2 separate regions of the Homo sapiens genome follow, and region 1 is linked to region 2. A link is an interaction called in ENCODE POLR2A ChIA-PET data of the cell type or tissue named here. Cell type or tissue: IMR-90. All regions are shown on one strand. Each heading gives the region's core, and the rest is flanking DNA. Links, peaks and the distances in the headings are about the cores only. Region 1 overlaps STON1-GTF2A1L (STON1-GTF2A1L readthrough). Region 2 has its middle 110 kb from the start of LHCGR.

Region 1 (2,916 bases), core at 154-2,653, 160 kb after region 2:
AGATGGGGAGGCTTTGGGGTTTTGAGCAAGGGAAGGAAATGAGCTGTCCTTGTTATTCTTCGTACTGTAGATCCCGCCAAGATCAACTCATGGCTCTGTCTAATTTCTGTTTCCACCATTATAAAACCCAAAGTCTGTCTACTTCCTAGCTCCTGCCCCTCAGCCCCTCACTCTCTATTTCCTAACTCCTTCCTGCTATCCACTTTTGACTCTCTACTTCCCATTCCTGCCACTGTTGAGCCCTGACTGTGCTAGTTCCTAGCTCCCACTGTCAACTCCTGACTTCACCTATTTCCTAGCTCCTGCCACTGTCCAGTTCTCACTCTGTCTACTTCGTAAGTCCTGCCACTATCGACTTCTGACTCTACTTCCTAACTCCCACCACTAAAATTCCTAGATCTTTCTGCTTCCTAACTTCTGTCGTTGTCAATCCTAACTCCCTCTAATATCCACTCAACCCCATAACTTCTGTTTACTTATGACTTCCACTACCTTGTGGCTCCTGCCCACTGCTTTCTCTGCTCTCAACTTCTGGCAACCTTATCCTAGGGGTCTTTTTCTGCATGTCTCATATGCAAAGCATACCAGACTCCGAATCTTGTAAGTTGGCTGAATACTCTCCAGTTTAGCACATCCTGTAGGCAGAGCTGTTACAGCAAGCTGGCCATCTACTTGGTCACTAGGCAAACAAAGAGAGCTGCCTCTGGCTCAGGTGCAAAACACAACCAACCCACTGTGTTCCCAAGACTCCTGCATGACAGTATTTGCTTGAAGAGCTGCTTGGTTAGCTCCTTAGAAGTGACTGTGGGCACTACAGACCCCTACACTCTCATGTCCAAAACACTAGCACCAGACCTAGGTCTCTTCCTTCCCAAGGGGTTGTTCTCATTATACCCCTAGGACTTGAATCGTATCTAAAAGCATCCACTCCACCCTTACTCAAAAAGCATTTCTCCCACTAGTCTGTTACTAAGACTGAAAACCCACTATCAGAGGTTCACTGCCTTGTAACGAGGCCTTACTGTTTCTAAGAACCTAATTTTAAATGTACCCACTCAAAAGACAAACAAAAAAGCCACCAGATCTTCAAAGAGCTCAATCCCTAACATGTCTGAGATAAAAACCCTATAAAGCAGAATGAGAACCCTGGTTACCTAAATCAACAGGGACACAAAAGCAGGAAATTCTGAAGCCCCTGAGACAAATTTTGCTGCCTTAATTTTTCCACTGAGGGCCTACACCATCATCATTCCATGTTGTCAAGTTCATCTTCCATCTATCACCTATTGGTCCCCTCCCATGTGCTGAACACCAAGTCTTGGGAATGATTGCTGAGGGGAGCTGTGCTGCTTGGAAAAGTTTTGTGAGGCACCAGCAGCAGCCACTTAGAAGATAAGCAGAATTGTTTAATTCCCATTGACTCTTTTCTCCTAACACTTAATGTGTTTGGAATTTTCTTGGGCATTGCCTCAAGTCTAGTAAAACCAAAGAGTTCAGGACCTTGTTGACAAAGCCTGAGCTTTTCACACAGTTCAGCTTGCAAGGCTGAGTGTTCGCTTGCTTTGAACAGATGAATCATTAGAGAACATGCATTCTGCATTAGAGAATGCATTAGAGAACATGCATTAGAGAACATGCATTCTGCTTCCTAGGTAGATGATGGCTAATGCCACACAGAAGCTCTTAATAAGTAACCAGGCTGTGCTTCATGAAAACCTCTCCTGCAGGGCTTAATCAATCAAAGACTGAGGCATCTGAAGCCCTGAATAATTTCCCCTGGGGTAGAGCACAAAAGCTGATGTAACTGCATGTGCTGGCTGTCGCATAAAGCAAGTGGTTATTTCACTTCTGCTAAGTAGAGAGAAGTGGAGGAAGAGAGAGGGTGGGGAGGAAGAGAGAGGGTAGGGAAAAGGAGTTGGAAGAGGGGAGAGAGAGAGAAATGCTAATAAATGTATGGTAGGTGCAAGGAGTTATACTTAACCTTGAAAAGAATAATGAGGCGCACATGAGAAAAAATACAGACTCGCTTTTCTGAATTCAGATCTTAGTGAGAGTAATTGAAATGGAGAATTAAGGGGAAAGCAAGATGGAGAAAAGATTCCTCAGAGCCTATAATGATAATATTGTTGAGGGGAGGTTTCATTCTCTGAATAAAATGTATAAAATATGGCCGGGCGCAGTGGCTCATGCCTGTAATCCCAGCACTTTGAGGGGCCGAGGTGGGCGGATCACGAGGTCAGAAGATCGACACCATCCTGGCTAACACGGTGAAACCCCGGTCTCTTAGCCGGGCGTGGTAGCGGGCGCCTGTAGTCCCAGCGACTCGGGAGGCTGAGGCAGGAGAATGGCGTGAACCCAGGAGGCGGAGCTTGCAGTGAGCCGAGGTCGTGCCACTGCACTCCAGCCTGGGCGACGGAGCAAGACTCCGTCTCAAAAAAAAAAAATGTATAAAATAAATAAATAAAAAGCATTTCTCCCCTTTATTGTTCAGGGATATTTCTTCCACCAAATTGCAGGCCCTGCCGAGCTATGGCCTAGAGTCCATTCAGAGGCTAATTGCCACGTCATCCTATTCTCTAAAAAAATTGCCATCAAGAGAAACATTTGTCAATCTCCTGGAGGCCACGTTGACTTACCCCAGCCACTGCTGTGCTTTTAGAAACTTGCCAACAAAAGAGTAAGTAGAAACCAAAAGGTAAAGCCTACCCAAGCTGTGGCAGAAATTCAGATTTCAAAATAGTCAATGAGTAGACAGCTCCACTCCCCTTCACTCCCTACCTTCTTGGCCAGCTCCGTAGACATGGGGTCACTTTCAAATAGACAAGAAGAAAACAAACTGTTCTGTTTCCTTGTGGAAACTGCTACCAAATAGTTGATTCACCCTGCAGCTAGAAGACCTTTGTAGCCAATTCTGGG
Region 2 (2,916 bases), core at 274-2,773:
TTTCTCATGAAAATTGAGTTGAATTGGAGATAGAGAATGAAACATGGTAGTGGCACAGGAGTATATCCCAGTGAGTATGTGAGTTCTGTTTCTAAGAGGATACCAGAGTCCCTAAACTCTGGATATAAACAACTTGAAACCTCATGCTCTGGAGCCTTCCAGATCTTAAACGATATCTCAATCTCCATAACCTCCAGCAGTGTAACTATATAATTTTTAGAAAGACTTATGTTTTCCATATTATTCCACAAATCTTACATTAAGTATCCCCATTACTGGAGGTAAACCAAGGGGCTTTGGAAAAAGCTGCATACTCTGTCTTCCTATTGGGAGGTTCACAACAAAGCACAACAGTATATTAAAGGCTCTGGTAAATGCTGCAAAAAAAAAAAAAAAAAACACCTTTTTACCTTTAGCTCAGCATTCCCCAAAGATCTTTGTTCATAAAACTCCATGCCCTTCTCAGAGTAACTATTAGTTTGTTGGGAAACTAATAGAAACCCCTCTTAACATTATGGGCATGTTTACAGACAATATTGCCCTGGCCATTGAAGATGGAGACATCAGTTTTAAAGAAAGTTGGGAAAGGTGAGAATCAAAAGGATCCTTTGGACTAGAGAGCTTTAGATGGGTCCAGCACAACAGAACAAAGAAAGAGCATGAGCAAAGGCACAACGGCAGTGATGAGGGAAGAGGCAGGAGCCAGGAGAGAGGAAGGGGTAATCTCAGGACAAGTTGAATAAGAAAGAGTGTGCCTGAACCTTGCCATCAGTGCTACCATTATGTTGCCAATTTATCAAACAGTAGTCTTTTAATACATCTATGGTAGCAAACAATAGTCTTTGAATATATCTATGGTAGCCCTTGATTTGTTTTAGTCTGTATTCACATCCCTATTCTTGTTTTAAATTCACGGGGGAAATCTTTAAATAAATCTTCTAATTTTTTCTCCAAGAGACCTCATTAATAATAACTGAAAAGATGATTAAAATAACACTCTGTGTAGAACAAACTGAGTCAAAATTACTGTAAGGAGTAAATTACTCTAACAGAGATATAATATCAATGCCATCATTTATTAAAGATTTGCTGCCAAATGCTATCTCAATTCAAATGTATCCTTGGGTTGTAGCCTGGTCTTTGCCAGGGCATCTAGAGAGAAAAAAGATAAATGAGACCTGGAGTTTGGTCTCCACTGGCCTACCTGTATTGTAGGAAAGACACGGATGAAGGACTCAGGGTGAGGGAAGCTCTAAATCTCTTCCAAATCCAGCTCTGTTTTATAAGCCCAGTCACCTTCCTCAGCTCAGCTAAGCCCCTGCTTCTAAAAGATTCCCTTTCAAGAACATTTAGCCCCAGAAGCAAGGGGCATGACCCAGGGACTCCATGGCCTCCATCACAGGACAGAGATTGTACTCAAGCTGGGAATGTCTTCCCACAGAACACTTTAGGCATTTTTCCTACTACAGGCTCCTGCGTCCCTGTAGTAGGAAATGTCAAAATGGTCATTTTGACATCTCTCAGCAGGACCAAGGGTCTCCACCTGGCAGGGCTTGACAGGCTGGCCACTGTGACAGACTGTGGCAGAGAATATTAGCCAGGGCAGAAAGAGGATCAGTTAACAGGGACCTCAGCTAAGGAAACTCCCACTGGGGGCTGAGCTCCTGCTGGTGATGATGAGCCCCGCACTCGAGGGCAGTGACTCACTGGAGCACAGTCCCCTGAGAGTCCCACAGCAAGGAGGACAGGCATATGCATTCATGTATTCACTCATGAATACATTCATTCTCTGCTGAGTATCAGGGACTGTGTTGAGGGCTGGTAAATCTAAGGAGGGAGATAGATGGAAAGGAAAGGGGACATGAGAGGAAGGGAAGGAGGCAAAACTCCAGCTAATAAACCAGAAACCAATTCAACACTAGGAGTAACCAAGAGACAAGAGTGCTAACACAGATGCATCAGCTCAGATGACCTCTGTGCTTGAAAATCCTCATCAAGGAGGGGAGGAGAATGGAATAACTGTTGATTATCAGATGATAAAGCTCTTCCTCCTCCCTATTCTCCCCTACTCATTTACTTGTCCCAAAGTCAGAGGAGCATGGCAGGTTACAGCAAGAGACACCAAAGGTATGAGTTGTTTCCCTTAGTATTTGTGTTAGTCCATTTTGTGTTGCTATAAAGGAATACCTGAGACTTGGTAATTTATAAAGAAAAGAGGTTTATTTGGCTCATGGTTCTGCAGGCTGTACAAGAAGCATGGTGCCAGCATCTGCTTCTGATGAGGCCTCAAGATGCTTACAAACATGGCAGAGGGCAACAGGGGAGTCAGTGTATCACAAAGTGAGAGAGAAAGCAAGAGAAAAGAGAAGAGGTGTCAGGCTTTTTTTAACAACCAGATCTCATGGTAACTAATAGAGTGAAAACTCACTCATTACTGAGAGGATGAGAATGGCACCAAGCCATTCATGAGGGATCCACCTCCAACACTGTGACAACGTTTCAACATGAGATTTGGAGGGGACAAATATCCAACCTATGTCAGTATGTTACTAACAAGTGATCTTGGCTAGAATTAATAAGTCCTCAAAACAAGACTAACTTCCTCCTGTGAAGTGAACAGAGATACAAACCTGAAAGGCAAACAGATATTTGTACATAAAGGGTCCTAAAGAGAGGGGTATTATTTAGTAATATGAGGTAGCCTCTGCCCTCTATGAATTGGGGTGGAACCCAAGAATCAATTTCTTATAGCTCCCCAGATGATTCCCAGATGCAGCCAGTGCTGAGAATCACTACCCAGACTCCTTTTCCTGCATAGAAAAGACTCTGCCAGTGCCACATGGTTAACCCAAATGAGCCTCAAGTTAACCTTCCTCAAGGATTTTACTCCTAGAAAAATCCCTAGAGAAGCTGCCT

Evidence for each region. ChIA-PET counts read pairs that join two places held together with the same protein. Peaks named below come from ENCODE experiments on the same cell type or tissue, not always from the same donor. Only the 100,000 strongest peaks of a DNase experiment are listed, where the experiment ranks them.
Region 1: POLR2A ChIA-PET joins it to region 2 with 5 read pairs; 4 of 35 experiments call an interaction of 5 or more read pairs at or near these places.

The regions. Positions count from the first base shown.
Region 1 is chr2:48,698,376-48,701,291 of GRCh38, reverse strand. The region is part of intron 10 of STON1-GTF2A1L (STON1-GTF2A1L readthrough); the gene reads right to left. LHCGR (luteinizing hormone/choriogonadotropin receptor) reads left to right here. Exons shown (of 11, transcript NM_000233.4): 9 at 2,492-2,677. Among named protein-coding and RNA genes, the nearest start is that of LHCGR, 56 kb to the left of the region's middle. In IMR-90, for the core only: no CTCF peak of the experiment used is centred there; a DNase peak (open chromatin) is centred at 1,511.
Region 2 is chr2:48,859,362-48,862,277 of GRCh38, reverse strand. No RefSeq gene overlaps it. Among named protein-coding and RNA genes, the nearest start is that of LHCGR, 110 kb to the right of the region's middle. In IMR-90, for the core only: no CTCF peak of the experiment used is centred there; no DNase peak of the experiment used is centred there.